3 separate regions of the Homo sapiens genome follow, and regions 2 and 3 are each linked to region 1. The links are chromatin loops, found by intact Hi-C in ENCODE. Cell type or tissue: Caco-2. All regions are shown on one strand. Each heading gives the region's core, and the rest is flanking DNA. Links, peaks and the distances in the headings are about the cores only.

Region 1 (6,262 bases), core at 481-5,480:
GGCGCAATCTCAGCTCACTGCAAACTCCGCCTCCAGGGTTCAAGTGATTCTCTCGCCTCAGCCTCCTGAGTAGCTAGGATTACAGGCACCTGCCATCATGTCCAGCTAATTTTTGTGGTTTTCTGTTTGTTTGTTTGTTTGTTTTGAGACAGAGTCTCGCTCTGTTGCCCAGGCTTGAGTGCAGTGGCACAATCTCGGCTCACTGCAACCTCCACCTCCAAGGTTCAAGCAATTCATCTGCCTCAGCCTCCCGAGTAGCTGGGATTACAGGTGCGTGCCACCACACCCAGCTAATTTTTTTGTATTTTTGGTAGAGACGGGGTTTCACCGTTTTAGCCAGGATGGTCTCAATCTCCTGACCTCGTGATCCACCCGCCTCGGCCTCCCAAAGTCCTGGGTTTACAGGCGTGAGTCACCGTGCCCGGCCTTAATTTTTGTATTTTTGTAGAGACAGGGTTTCACCATGTTGGCTAGGCTGGTCTTGAACTCCTGACCTCGGGTGATCTGCCTGCCTCACCTCTCAAAGTGCTGGGGTTACAGGCATGAGCCACCAGGGACACCTAGCCTGGAAGTTGTGATCTTATTTAATATAACCATATATGCATAATCCCACACATCTCATTTCCTTTGTCATATTCTAATGCTTAGAAGGAAGTCACAGATTTCTTCTACACTTGGAGGAAGAGGAGGAGAGGAGGACTACATAAAGGTGTGGAAGGCAGGAGCAGGATCATAAGGGCCTCTTTAGAATCTATCCACCACACTCAGCACCAGAAAGATGAAAATTTAATATTCTCTAATCCCAAATCTTAATATTGGTCTTCAAGGAGTTGAATAGCCTTCTGTACTTAAAAATTAGTCTTCTGCTAGCTTGCTCTCCACAGCTAGATTATAAGTGCTCTCTGGGCAGGGATGATTTGATTGCCTGTTGGTTTGCTGGCTTAGTTTTTTGTTTGTAACCCACATCCCCATCATATTCCACCCCCTACTAGTTCAATAGATTATCTGAAAACTCAGCTGAATGCATTTATTTCTTCATGATCCCTAACTCTTTTTGAGAGCTCTGTTGAATATTAAGGAAGTGCCATAAAAAGAGATTTCTGGAAGGCAAACAAGTACGTGAGAGTTGGCCTTGCCCTTCAAATCAAGGAGGCTATTATTTAGAGGGGCCAATGGTGCTGCTTATGTTGCCCTGTTAATTCCAACACCTCATTAATCTTATCTCTAGAGTTATTTCCAGGTGTAGAAACTGAAAACGCATTTGAATTTGCTGTTTCACTTGGCGAACATAGAAACCTCTTTTAAGAACTATTTTAACATTATGTTAGTTCTTAGACCTTTTATATATTCTAAACTCAACTCCATCCAGAATATCTCTGGGAGCATTAGTCCTCCCTCTAAGAAAATTATCATTGCAAGTTTTCTTGTGCAGAAACACTATATGTCAAATACATTCCAGCAGTGTTGTTTGTTTTTATATAGCAAAACTCACAGTATGCTTTTCCATTTAACTGTGAGCAAAATAATAGCAATAACATAAATAAATCCCATTTCTAAAGTGATGTCTGTACGGATTGGTTGGTTCTAGCAAGAGGCCCTACACAGCAAAAGAAACTGCTGGCTTTTAGTTTCCTGTGTGTTTTTTCTATTTGTTCTCTAAGCCCATTTATATGAAAGATTTCTTTAACCATAAAACAACTACATCTAAAGATTTATGAGAATCAAACTTTTATTCTTGAGGCACTTCACCTTGTAAATAAAAAACTGAGTATTTCATACAGAGGCAGAGAGATAAAGAGATAGAAACAATTGTCCAACTCATTCTGTTTATTCATTGCCATTTCTCCCACTCATTTCCTTTTGCTTCTTTATTTCAGCAGCCCTTGCAAAGTATTACTTTATATTCTCTCTGTCACTATTTCTAAATTAGCTTTTGAAATTGCTTTTACCATGAGGTACAGTTGAACATACTAATGCAGAAAAATGCTCACAATAGAGTAAGTGGCTGGAGCAAAAATCAGAAGAGTTATAGTAGGAGTCCAATTTTTGTTTAAATACATATACACATTATATATAATAAATGAACTATAATACATAAATATATGCATTTATAATCCATATACATATTGTGTGTGTATTTGGAGAGAAAGAGAGCAAATACATATATTTAAGAGAGAAAATATGCTAAAATGAGAGAAAAATACATGACAAACTTTTAGCAGAGGGATTGTGGGGAAAGATGAAAATTGGAAAATGAGACATTCACTTGATCGATATAAATTTTCTTGCTTTTAAAAAATAGACGTATACTGCTTTTGCAAAGGAAAAGTAATACTACTTTCAAACTGCTTCTATTTGCACGATATCCAATTCTCCCCAAGGCTGTCTAATCTTTATTACACCTATTATTTGTACACTGCAGGATTTGGACAGAGATGGAGTTCAGTGGTGATTGCTTCCCTGTCTACTATTATAAAATGTCATTACCTCAAAAAATTCTGCCTAAAATTCAAGCCTAAGTGTATGTACCTTCCACCAGAACTTGTCAGATTCTGCCATCTGTATTTCCATAGTACCTATCTGGATAGAATCTCCTCCCAGTTTCCAGCTGTTCCCAGAAGTGCAAACCTACTGCTGCTGCTGCTGCTGCTGTGCATTGCACCTGCCTGCAGCTGTCAGGTTTATGAAGTGAGCTAGTAAACGCTTCCCCAGGAAAAGCCAACATTCTGTAAAAAAATCAATTATAAATCACTGCACAAATAGGATCCAAAGGATAATTTTGCAAACAATAATAACCAAAATCATTAAACCCCATATTTGGAGAGTATACTTTTTGTTGTGCTTTTTTTGGGTCCATTTCTCTTTTGGTTCTTACAATAACTTCATGAATTAAGAAAGGCAAGAACATAGAGTCCCTGGTTATTGCTACTTTGCGTTTCACTGATCTGCTCATATAACTCTGCTAAAAATCCTTACACTTCATTTTTTCATGATTAATTTGCTTAATCATCAATTCACCTGCAATCTCCAAAAATGCTCAGTGCTTTGCTATCTAGGGAACATAGCTGAAATAAGCATTTTTCTTCTCCTTTTCTTCTGAGAGGAAACACAGTATAGGAAGAGCATGGGGTTTGGAGTCAGATTTGTGATCTAATCTTGGCTCTGCCACTTACTAACTCATGCAGACTTGGTCAAATGACTTAACCTTCTCAGCCTCAACTTTCCCATTGTAAAACAGGTTATAATTTCTACTTAATAGGGCTGTTGTGAGGATTGTGTAAGAACCTGAGATAAAGCAGCTGCTTCAAAGAAACGTCAGCATTTGGAATCTTGGCGAAATCTTTTCCCTGGCCCCATCTGCTGGCGATAAAGAGTAAAGTCATGTTTATAATTAAGCAAAATATAGAGCTTTCAGTATGTGACTGTTCTGTGATCCAACATCATTTAAAGAAATTCATAGTATTGAAAAGCAAGAATTAACTATCAATCTTCCTGTGTTATGGCAAGAGTCACACAGCTAACTGGTAGAAGAACTTCTGACTTAGAATCCTTAAAACCAAAATGGAAGATTGGTAGAAGAATGGATATGTACAAGTGGAAGTAACAGAGACCAAGAGACCCATCAGGAGGCAATGGCTGTCACCTCATTTGCTAGAGGTGGTGGAAGTGGAAACAGACAGATTCTAAGAGTCTGTTAAAAGAATATAACCCATGGCTGGGCATGGTGTCTCATGCCTGTAATCCCAGCACTTTGGTAGGCCAAGGTAGGCAGATCACCTGAGGTCAGGAGTTTGAGACCAGCCTGGCCAACATGGCGAAACCCCATCTCTACTAAAAATACAAAAATTAGCCAGGCATGGTGGTGGGTGCCTGTAATCCCAGTTACTGGAGGGGCTGAAGCAAGAGAATCACTTGAACCTGGGAGGCGGAGGTTGCAGTGAGCCGAGATTACACCATTGCACTCCAGCCTGGGCAACAGAGTGAGACTCTGTCTCAAAAAAGAAGAAAAGAATGTAACCCAAATGGCAGCTAAAGTCACCTTGTCCTTTGAGGTTTAGATGAAATTGGTTTAGGCTACTTCAATATATAGGAAATTCAATATCTTTCCTGAAGTTTCTGTACATTTCTAAGGGCCCACGTGGTCACTTTTGGCTCCCTATTTTGGGTGAAATCTCTTCGTCATCTTCAAACCCCTGTGGCTTCTTTTTGTCTCTGCTTCATAGAAATTCAGATATAGGGCCCAGCATGGTGGCTCACATCTGTAATCCCAGCACTTTGGGAGGCCAAGGTGGGCAGATCACCAGGTCAGGAGATCGAGACCATCCTGGCTAATACGGTGAAATGCCGTCTCTACTAAAAATACAAAAATAAGCCAGGAGTGGTGGCGGGCATCTGTAGTCCCAGCTGCTCAGGAGGCTGAGGCAGGAGAATGGCGTGAACCTGGGAGGTGTAGCTTGCAGTGAGCCGAGACTGTGCCACTGCACTCCAGCCTGGGCAACAGAGAGAGACTCCGTCTCAAAAGAAAAAAAAAAAAAAGAAAAGAAATTCAGATATAGACCCAGCTCAACACTGAATATTTTTGTATTAAAAAGACTTTGCTAAAGGTTTGAAGTAATGATGTTATACAGTGCTGCTAAGTAAGCCATTTAAACTAAACATTAGACAGCCATGCTCCGACAAGTTCTAAGTAGCCTGACACCCACGGTTCTTCATTAGGAGACTTTCTCTGGAGACTCCAGCTTCCCACTTTGTTGCCTAAATCCCTTACTCCCTTGAGTCTCTATTACTTCTTAATTCCTACCCTTTATTTTATAGAAAATGTCTGTTTTCCACCCACTCCTCAGCTCTGGATTTGCATTTGCATAACCGAACATTCATTAATAAGATCTGTTAAAAATCAAGGTTCAGGCTGGGCGCCGGGGCTCACGACTGTAATGCCAGCATTTTGGGACGCCGAGGCGGCTGGATCACTTGAGGTCAGGAGTTGGAGACCAGCCTGGCCAACATGGTGAAACCCAGTCTCTACTAAAAATACAAAAATTAGCCTGGCATGGTGGCAAGTGTCTGTAATCCCGGCTACTCAGGAAGCTGAAGCAGGACCATTGCTTGAACCTGGGAGGCAGAGATTGCAGTGAGCCGAGACTGCACGATTGCACTCCAGCCTGGGCAACAAGTGGAAAACTCTGTCCAAAAAAAAAAAAAAAAAAGTTCATCAATTCTGAGTGTTACCATTCTGTAAATAAACAAACTACCAGAGACTAAAGTTTCAGCTGTGCCTTGCTTTTCATACCCAAAAGCCTCTGTAAATGAAAGGAAGCAGTATAGATATTTACATTCCCCCTGAAATATATAGTGCCAATTCTCACCACAGTTCCCTCCCAAACTCACACAAAAACCCAGAAGGCAGAAGTAGTTGCAGTTCATTTTGACTTCAAATTGCATTTTTTTCATTCCACTACCCAAAGAAACCATACAAATTGAGACTGATTACCTGTAAAGATTAAAGAAGAAAGAAAAGTCAAAAATAAAGAATATTAGTACAAAACTCAGGAAATTGGAAGGAGAGGCCATTGAGAAGCATGATGAAGTGTTTAATTTTGTGTACGTTGGACCTGAAGTCCCTTGTGTTGACTACACGGACATTTTAAGTAGTGAGCTGGACATCCAGGCTCAAAGCAGGAGGGTGAGGGCAGTACTGAAGCTTGGATGACATAGAGATCAACATAAAAGTGACGACTAAAACTATGAGAAAAGCCGTGCTTTTCAAAAAAAAAGGAATGAAAGGAAATAAGGAAAGAACAAAGACTGAGCCTTAGGCAATGCCTACAATGCCAGTTGGTGGGAGAAAGAGAAAAACAATGACACAGAAGGAACCTAAGCATTGTAGTGATTGGAAGAAAATCAAAAGAGCATCAAAACCATGTGTCGTCCCAAAGGCACAAGAAGAGAGAACTTCAAGTAAGAGTAGTCGGTAATATCAGAGGCTCAAGGTAGGACAAAAATAATCACCTCAAAAGGTCTGCAAAAAGGCCTAATTTTCTTAACACTTTAGTTTTGCAGTGTGTTGGGAATTAATTTCAGTTGCAAGGTGGTAGTGGCAGCAGTAGTAGCATTGTTTAACATTAATTGGGCATTTAATGTATGTACAGGGTTACCAGGTTAAAAAGCTGAGTCCTCATGTAAATTTAAATTTTAGACAAATAATGAATAATTGTTAGGATACATTCCATCTCAGATAAATAATGACTAATTATTAGTATAA
Region 2 (5,000 bases), core at 1-5,000, 310 kb before region 1:
TCCTATCTGGGAAGGTGTGGGATACAATGAGTAAAAAAAAAAATAGGCTTTAGGTTAAAATGACTAGTTAAATTCCTCTTCCCTTGCATTCCTTTTTTGACAAGTCATTGTTAAGAGCCTACTATGTGCTCTGCAGCTGTGATCTTAAGTAAATTTTTTGCACATCAGTTTTTTAATCTACAAAATGAAATAATAATTGCTACCTTGTAGCATTCTCAGAATTAAATGGCCTAATGTATGCAAAGACCTTGGAATATATAGTAGCTACTCAATAAATGGTAACTAGTATTATTTTCAGGTTAATGGAGAGTGACAGCAAATAGACCTGTAGTACTTTGTGATGGACATGACATTTTATCAGCACTGCCCTTTATGCCATTTTAGTGAGGTCTTCTTTTGTCAGGTTCCCTCAAACACTCCTCCTTCATTCATTCAATATGCAGAGTTTATGTGAGTGTCAACTCTGTCCTAGGCACAGCACCAGGCCCAAGGAATACAAGAGTGAACAAAAAATGCATAGTTCCTGAAAGCAGGAGGCTTATAATGATAAAGAGAAAGACAGATATTGAGCAAGTGATTTTATATATATGGTATATGCGCCGTGCAGAGGTATAAGTTACCTGAGAGCCTGTATTATAAAACCTGAGTGTGGGTGTCAAGTGGTACCTTTAGTCTGATAAAATCTGCTTAAGAAAATATCTACAGTCTGCAAATTACACAGTAATATTGGTATGAGTTGAAGTCTAGCTAAGCTATCAGCATTCCTGCAGTAGACTCAGCTTTCTGGATATTCCCACGACTTGTGTACATTCTGTCCCACATGACACTGATAGGAAAGGCATGTCCTGTCACTCCTGGGAATATATGTGTTGTTGTTTCATGAGATTTGGCTTCCCCAAAAGAAATGAGAAAGACCTAACATGGCCTTTCGTTATGAGAACATTCTTTCTGCGATCATTCCTGGCAAAATAATTTCATTTCTGCAAAAGCTTCCTAATGCATACTACTTTAACCCAGTTAGAGTGAAGGTGGCAGATTGGAAAATTGGCTGTGGTTTTCAACGTGAGCAATCAAAACAAATAAGGATGACTCTAGACTTCTAATGTCTCCCATGACCATTATATGTGAAATACAGGTTGGGTTTTTTTCTTACTGTTTTTCTTTTCTTTTCCTCTTCTTCTTCTTTTTCCTCTTCCAGTACTGTTATCTCTCTTTCTCACCCTTTTTAGTGTTACTTTAGTACTGTTCGAAAGAATTGAGAAGCCAAAATTCCTTGTATTCAGAAATAGCATTGCACAGACAGAGGCAGTGGGCCTCTACTGCCCAGACTTTATACTTTCTGGAAAATCCATTGCAAATTTTCACTGACCAGAATAGTGACATGACCTCTGAGGATAATTTCCTCTAGCCATCCAATTAGAGACTCAGACCTCTCCAAGGAGAATTAGGAAACAATCAGCAGGGAGTAATTGTAGGATGGTAGCTGTGAAATAGCTCTCTACTTAGTAAATGTGATGAATAGGCAGAATGTAAATCTCCTGAGCCAAAAGAAAATCATAAGTGGATAAAGCAGCTTACACACTAACTATGGTTTTTAGTGATGGCTTATATGGCTTAAGATCCTCCGAGATCTGCAAGAAGCAGAGCTTACTAGAGGTGCCAAAAAGGATTACTTTTTGCACACTGTAATCTCTACTTGTTTACAGATTCAAATAGATCTTTTTGACAGCCCAAGACAAGGAGTTCATAGAATAGAAAAACCTGGATGGCAAAAAAAACAAAAATATCATTAACATTTTGAAAAAAATAACTTTTAATTATAAAACTAATATACTTGAAAAGATTATTTAAGAAAATTTGAAATGTAATGAAGAATATTTTTAAAATACTGATGAAGAAAAACAGTATGTATGCATATAATATTAAATTGTTACATGTTTAAAGGCCTCTCCCAACATGTTTTCTGATTGCATAATGTTCCTTTGTACAGAAGTAATATAATTTAACCAGACAACCTTCTGCTGATAGACATTCAATTATTATTTTTGTCCATAATTAATGTTGCAATAACTGCTGCTTCAGCTGACTTTAGCTGTATCATTGCATAGTTAAGATTATTTCCTATGATATCCTTCTAAAAATTGAATTGCTCAGTCAAAATTTACATATTTGAATGGTTCTTGAGTAATTACTGCCAAATTTCCCTTCAGAAGGGGTACTTCTGTTCACTCCAAACAGCGTGATTGATGAGAAACCATATTTTCTGGGGACATGTTCTAAACAAAAATACAAAAATCTTAATTTTATTTCTTATTTCCTTTGCACAAACGTAAACCAACTATTGCTCATTTTCCCCCTACTTGGTCTCCTATCTTCCTCTCAGCATGCTGCTTGAAATTCTTCCCATCTCCATCTCCATGTGTGGTCTAATGGAGCTGGCCCTTTTTTCTGCAAATGCTTTTTTCTTTATCAGAGAGGAATGCAATGTTTCATCTGACCCTGACTTGACAGATCTGAGGTTTAGCAATAAATTCCTCTTATCTTCCTTATCAGATCTGAAGGTCAAAGGTATGGTTCCAAATCTAAGTGCTATTTTTGACAAAGAAAGCCAAACACTCCCTTTTCATCTGAAACATCACAAACCTTCATTGTTTTCTCTTACTAAATGCACTTCTGGGAACCCTCGATTTGTTATAGCCTCCTTTGGGTTCTGTATAATGACCTGCCACTATGTGATAAGGGAAAGATTGATTTTGCTTTCTTCTTGTAAAAGAAAACACAACTTCCTTATTTGAAAGAATATCCATTCCAAAAAGCTATGTACTGTGTTGTGACCCAGCACCAGCCCTCTTTGACCCCGGCACCAATTAGCAGAAAGTACTCTACTGTCCTGACCCCCTGTCCTCCACCCCAGCAATAAACACACCACTTCAGGTAACATAGATGGAGATCTGTGCTGTCCTACACAGTAGCCACTAGCCACATGTGGCTATTTAAGTTCAAATTAATTAACCGTAACTAAAATTGAAAATTCAGTTTCTCAGTTACATTAGTTATATTTCAAGTGATCCGTCAGTTTAAGTCTAATATGCAGCTACAGAGCAGTACATATTATAGAACATTTTCATGGTCAGAAAAATTCTATTGGACACCATTCATCTAGAGATTCATTTTTGGTGATTTCCAGAAAAGGGCTGAGGGCAAATTTAGAAACAGATTTCTTTCTCCAAGTTTGTGCTTTTTCTTTCAAAGTACCTTACCCTCTCAATCCCAACATAGAAATCTCTGGTTCATGTACTGGTCTGATAAGGAATATTTACAATCACGTGCAGTGAAGAGTTAGGGATCAGAAAACAATTCCCCAAAATGAAAGCCTCAGCAGCAGTCTCACAAGCAAAAGTTCTTCTCTGACCTTTTCCTGTCCTCTCGTCTCTCGGGCCCATTCTCCCCAGAGGCTAGCCATAGAAACGAGAATCATTCTTCCTGAAAGTGGGTCATAAAAACCAGAACCCTTTTCTCAAAAGCCAGAAATAAAACCTAAAAATATTCTCTGTAAAAACTGGCCATAAAGAAATTATCTGACCTATCTTGTTTGATTGTAGGTCATAATGCCCCCATTCCAGACAGGGTCATGCTGACACCCAGAAGGAAGGAATGCATGCTCAGAGACACCAAGAAGAATCTGGAAAGAGGACTTGCCCGGTTCCTCACTCAGTCTATTAACATTAGATCATACTCTTTTTGTCCAATCATATTTCTACACAGCTATCCATATTTTGTTGAATACAACCAGAAAAATGAACAATTTTCCCCAGTATCTATCTTCATTCTGAAGGCTCCCGTGTATACACGCCAAATAAATATTTGTGCCTTTTCTCCTATTAACCTGCCTTTTGCAAGTTGGTTTTTTAGTGAACCTTTCCCCTTGGCCCCCACAGAAGGAATTTGATTGTAACAACCTACAGGAATAAGATACAGGAGACAAATTTACCTCATCAGCAACACAGCCATCGTAGACCAGTTTTGCTGACCTGATCTCCTCTACCTTACTTTCTCTATCTTTACAGCGAGCCACCAGTCCTAGAGGAAGGCTCTGGGCAAGGATACAGTGGTGCTTCCAACAAATAAAAGTGTCTGCCTTGATGAAGCCATGCATTCTAGTATAGGGGAGAAAAAATGTTATTTTTTCTTCACCCATTGCAAGATTGCAAGCTGAGGCTCCGGTAACAAAAGACACATTAACAAAAGTATACAAATGCATTTAACAAAAGTTTGGTTTTTTTCCTGAGACGGAGTCTCGCTCTGTCACCAAGGCTGGAGTGCAATGGCGCAATCTCAGCTCACTGCAACTGCTGACACCCAGGTTCAAGTGATTCTCCTGCCTCAGACTCCCGAGTAGCTGGGATTACAGGCACGTTCCACTATACACAGCTAATTTTTGTATTTTTAGTAGGGATGGAGTTTCACCATGTTGATCAGGCTGGTCTCTAACTCCTGACCCCAGGTGATCCACCTGCCTCAGCTTCCCAAACTGCTGGGATTACAGGTGTGAGCCACCGTGCCAGGCCTGTTTTATGAGAAGATCTATGTATTTTCATGGACAGTCATGCAGAAGTATGATTGGAGGACAGGAGTTTTAACTAATGGTAATAAACTTGGGGAGGGCGACTTAGCCACGCTTGTGTTTACAGATTCTTGTCTATATCCCTGTGTCTTCAGAGATAAAGGTGGTAATGAGGGTCTTATCATCTCCTTCAGGGGAGAAGGGCAGAAGCATATCAGAGAGTGACCTTCATGCTTCTGTGGTTTTTCTCAATTTCCTTCAGCTTAAACTGCTCAGTATGCCAAGGAGCTATAATTTGGAGTAATGTCTTCTGAGGCATGTCATATGAAACTAGTAAATACCATGATCTATGATTTTATAGTTTTCTTAAATAGAGCAAGCCTATTTTTGTGTATTTTTTAATATTTGATTTCTGTTTCAATATCACCATGACATT
Region 3 (5,000 bases), core at 1-5,000, 150 kb before region 1:
CTTTAGAAAACATGCACTTACCATATAAGCAGAAATATCACTGTTAGGTATTTACCCAAGAGAATTAAAACATATATTCACACAGAGACTGTATACAATTTTTTATAGCAGTCATATTCATAATAGCCCAAAACTGCAAACAACCAGAATATCCATCAACTGATGAATGAATTGTTGTATATCTATATAAGAAATACTACCCATAAATAAAACAGTAATAAACTACCGATAAATTCAACAGGATGTTTAAACCTCAAAAGCATTATGCAACATGAAAGAAGCCAGATACAAAAGTGCTACAATGTATAAGACTCTCCGGAAAAGGAAAAGTTCTGGCTCTCATCAGCACTGATTGGCATAATCTTAGTTGCTCTTTATTATATGGAGGAAGACTCTTTTCATTATTTTTGTTAGATTTGTGAAAACCAAAGGGAAAAAATTATAGGGAGAGAAATTGAGTAATTGCCAGGAGCTGGGGTTAGGGGCAGGAAATTGATTGAAAAGAGGAACAGGGAGACTTCTTGAGGTTAGGGAAATATTCTTTATCTTGATTGTGGTAGTGGTTAGAGAACTACATACATTTGTCAAAACTCATTAAACTGTATTCTTTAAAAGAATGAATTTGACTGTGCAAATTTTGTCAAAATAAGCTTGATTTTTAAAAAGTATTAAAAACAGTGGTCTTAAATGAAGACCATGGAATTGCTGCAATAGATAATATTAAATCAACATTTTCAAAAATAGAAGGTATACTCAATCACTATGTCCTAACCAAAAAATATTACTGATGACATTTTAATTCATCCTTTTTCAATTTCTCTTGTGTGTATGCCTATATAATATATATTATCATGTAATAGAATATATTAACACATCAGTACATGTGTATAATTTACACATAAATAACTGGACATGTAAAAGATATGCATGCAAAAATTTTGTTTAAACTTAAGGCAGGCACACTCAGACATTTTGGATATCCCTCATATAGTTACTTCTAATTTTATTTTAATAAATAATTCTCAAATTAGTATCTCTGTGCTTGGAGCTTTTATCATCATTTTGGATTTTTTTTTTAAGAAAGAATGACAAAATTTGAATTAATGTGTCAAAGTTTATCTGTCTCATGAAATATATAGATTCAATTATTTTTCAAAGTTCTTGAACCAGTTTACATTGACACAAACAATTAATGAAAGTGCCTGTTTCATCGTATACTCTTGTCAGCACTGATTGACATAATCTTAGTTGTTCTTTATTATATTGTGGAAAACTATTATTTTTGTTATATTTTAAAAAATAGTAAATTACTTTTAGCAAATGTCTTTTAGCAAACTATTAAAGTCTTATAAATCTGGCTTTCCCTATTGATATAGTATATTATGTGCATTGATGTTCTTACATTAAACCATCTTTACAATACTGAATAGAATGTACAATTTCAAATGCCTGCTGGCAAAGCTGGCCCAGTAATTTTTAGTTGGTAATGACTAATCATAGCCTTCGCAGGAAACTCCTAACTACCTCTCCTTCCAGAACCCAGACTTTTAATAAATTTGTTGCCTCATCCTTAGAGCTATTTACCTTCCCTCATTCTCTCAGATACCTGCCTATATTTCTTCACAAAGTTATTATTTTTATAGTAAGTCAGTTTCTTTACCATCTTGAAAACAGTTGCATGGTCTCCATGTTTTGGATACTCTGAGCAGGATTTCACTGAGACTCTGTCCAATGCAATCTTCCGGAACAGAACAACTTTCCCTTCCAAGATTTCAGGCCTCTTACTTAAACCTCGAGCTTTTATTGAGCCCTGTAAGTGTGGTGATCAACCACCCATTGAGTAGTGCAGCCAAAATTACAGTTTTTATCAAGGAGTGCAGAGATGCTATCTAAATATGTTTTATCATCCTTTCTACCCATCTGAGGGGAGCTTTAATGTACACAACAGAGCCAAATGGAAATATACTACAGCATGACTTAACAACTCTTCGCCATTTTAAAGACTGAAAACAAACAGCAGCACCACAGAAATAAATAAAATAAATAAATAAATAAATAAGCTAACCAATAAGGAAAATCATTTTCGGTACTTAACACTGAATAAATCTTGTTAAGATCCTCAGACTGACATTTATTGAAACAGTTCTTTGAAGCCAACAACACAAAGCAGCCAATAGTGGTTAAACAATGCTTTTTATTTCCCCAGGGTTGGAAATCTGGAATTCTCAATTCCGATTATATATCAAAACAATGTATACAGCTTTTACAGGTATACTCGGGCCCAACACTCAGGTGATTTCTTTAGTAAGTCTGGAATGAGGATTATGCATCTGCATTTTTAATAAGCTGCAGGTATGATTCTGATGCTTAGTCAAGATGTTAAATTATTGGTTTAAATTCTGGGGATCAGATGGGCTTGGAAAAACAATTCTTTCCAGAAAGCTTAATACAAAAAAATTTCTAAATTCTACAAGTACCAGAGCTTTTAGGCAGCTAATCAATTTATGCCTTGATAAGACAAATAGACCCTTTTGCCAAGGGTTAACAATCTTGATACAATTCCCAGAGTTATTCTGTACAGGATCAACATATGTATTAGGTAACCTGAGGATCAGAGATTGTCTGTGGACATTATCTGTCCTGCCTGCCCTCTGCTGGCATGAAGCTGGACAATTGACAGAATGTGCACTTAGCTTGACAAGGCAGTCATTTTCATGGAAGAAATGTTTTGGTTCATGCCAGGCATAGTAGTATTTGGAAGGCCTAGAAATAACATATAAAATGACTTGGAGATTCTGGAGAGTGAAATAATCTCAAGTTTTTTTAAACCCATCTGTTCAGCTGTGCACTTCTTCAAGTCAGAGATGCTTGACCTCTGAAAAGCAACCATATCTAAAACAGCCAAGTTGGACCCAGAGAGGAAGCAGCAGACCCTGTTGGCCAACTAATACTGGAAAATCAAGACGAGAGGGAGGCATTGGCAAGGCAAGAACTTGAGGAGGAAAGTTATCTGTCTATTGATAGAAGAGAGGGGGAATCTTTTTCTAAGGGCACTGTAACCAAAATTTCAGCATTATGGAGAGAGGAAGATGGCAGTATCCAAGAAGAAAAAGACTACTGGCTCTGTTGAAAGAACTATTGTACTTGGAATGCAAGTCAGTGGAAGATAGTATAAAAAAGAGACTTGGTCCCAGCAGACAAGTGACACAGTAACCAGGGTCCCAATGGGCCTTAGTTATCTGGACATATTCCTCTCCTGCCTTTTGCCTTCCTTAACAAGCTGACCCAAGTCATGTAACAGGTAGGGGAGGGCTCTCGTAACTTAGCTGACCAGGCTGAATTGCTAACCATAAAAGGAAGCATCTGACCATTTATCTCTTTGAGGGATGGATGCCTTCTGAGGTTGCTGAAGCAAGACTCTAGCATTCCCAATATAAACCTGGGACCATTTTTGTTTTCTTAGGCAGCATATGCAGCTGCCAGAAGACAAGATGGACTCCAATCCTGACCCTCCATTGACTTTTTCCTCATTATAATCTCATTGAAATACTAAAATCTCCACTGACAATGAGGCTTATCCCCCCATTTTCTAGTCATGTGATACATGTTAGAGCATGATGCCCCACTATGCAAGTGTATAAAAAAACCCATCTAAACATTGCTTGTACATCATTCCTTTTCCTACAACACCTTCCTTAAAATGATGAGAACTGAGCCCCTTGGGGAGCTAGTACCAGGATTCCTTTCCTATATGCTGCTTCCTTGTATGTTTGATTCACAAATCTATTAAATCGTGGCCGAGAAAAATTTCTGTTTATCCTGGTGTTAATTTCTACTTATGCAAGAACCAATAAATGTGGGGTCCGGGCTGCAGTAACAGCCTTGGTGACTCTGCTGGAGCCCATAAGTGAGGATATTTCCCTAAGGAGAAGCACCAGAGAGCCAGCAAGACCTCCAGAATGTGACCTTGTGATAGATGAAGTGGCCACTTGAAATATTTGCTTCAGTGTTTCTACAGCCAGTGAGTCCTCTCTTGGCCCAAGGTACTTTTGTTCTCCTTCTGAGCCCTGCCCCTCATTTTCTTTTCCCTCTTGATTGGCTTAGGGATTTCTGGAGTAAGAGGTCCTAGTCACCTCTGTGCTAGGTTTTAAGAACCCCTCAGACTGGCTGACATCAGATTCTGAGTAGTTTCCAACAAACCTGCTAGACTGGTTGAGGAGGTAGGCAGTCGGGCTTGATCAACCCAAAGAACAATGGCTGGGATGAGTCCTGCTGCATGCCCAGGTTCTTTGGGCTCTTTATGTCTCTCAGTTTTTTTTCTTTCTTTTTCCCCTTCCCCCTCTCTTTCCCCATCTTCCAACTTTATTCCTCTGATTATCTCAGAGGGCCACCTACAGTCGTACTCATTTCAGCCAAAAGTACCCTTAGCTTCCTCTGGCTGGAAACAGTTCACCTTGATTTGTGACTTGCAAAGGTGGGAGGGATTCATCTGACACTGTGAAGGTCTAGGATGCTGAGGCTCTCCCTGATGGGAGACTAGCAAGAGTGGTGATGACATTGGCTCTGCACTGTGCAGTGGCTGGAAACCTCACAACCTTCCTTTCCTTCCCTTGTCTTTTTTCTTCCCCTTCTTTCTCTCTCACACCCACCCCCTTTAAACCTGGCCCATTTGCAGAGAACTATCAGAAATTTCATATTCTCCTATTTTCTCCCTGAAATGAATGAAAAGGTTTTCTCCCTAAATTTCCTCCTTGCCCTCATTCCACTGTCCAGTGAGACTCGAGTGCTCTCCCTTTTGTCTGCCCTGGGGAGTACCTCCCAGGCAGAACACTGGAACCATTTTCTTTTTTATAGGAAACTCTCCACTCTCGTTGCTTCTGATTGGGAAAACTTTGTCCAATTGAACTCCTCACCAAAATACTGATCTTTCAATATTTCACTCCCTCTTTATTTTGCTCTGAGATTCAAGAGCTCCCACTCCATGATCTTTTTGATAGCCC

The links. A loop is a pair of places that touch in the nucleus more often than their neighbours do. Peaks named below come from ENCODE experiments on the same cell type or tissue, not always from the same donor. Only the 100,000 strongest peaks of a DNase experiment are listed, where the experiment ranks them.
Region 2: it touches region 1 in a loop (7-fold over the local background); 2 of 110 quality-filtered maps call a loop at or near these places.
Region 3: it touches region 1 in a loop (8-fold over the local background); 5 of 110 quality-filtered maps call a loop at or near these places.

What each region holds. Positions count from the first base shown.
Region 1 is chr11:106,153,483-106,159,744 of GRCh38, reverse strand. No RefSeq gene overlaps it. Among named protein-coding and RNA genes, the nearest start is that of LINC02719, 24 kb to the right of the region's middle. In Caco-2, for the core only: a CTCF peak has its summit at 3,366 (motif pointing left); a DNase peak (open chromatin) is centred at 3,324.
Region 2 is chr11:106,459,918-106,464,917 of GRCh38, reverse strand. No RefSeq gene overlaps it. Among named protein-coding and RNA genes, the nearest start is that of LINC02719, 330 kb to the right of the region's middle. RefSeq lists an enhancer at 2,183-3,382. In Caco-2, for the core only: no CTCF peak of the experiment used is centred there; DNase peaks (open chromatin) are centred at 807, 2,427 and 2,867.
Region 3 is chr11:106,304,804-106,309,803 of GRCh38, reverse strand. No RefSeq gene overlaps it. Among named protein-coding and RNA genes, the nearest start is that of LINC02719, 180 kb to the right of the region's middle. In Caco-2, for the core only: no CTCF peak of the experiment used is centred there; a DNase peak (open chromatin) is centred at 2,653.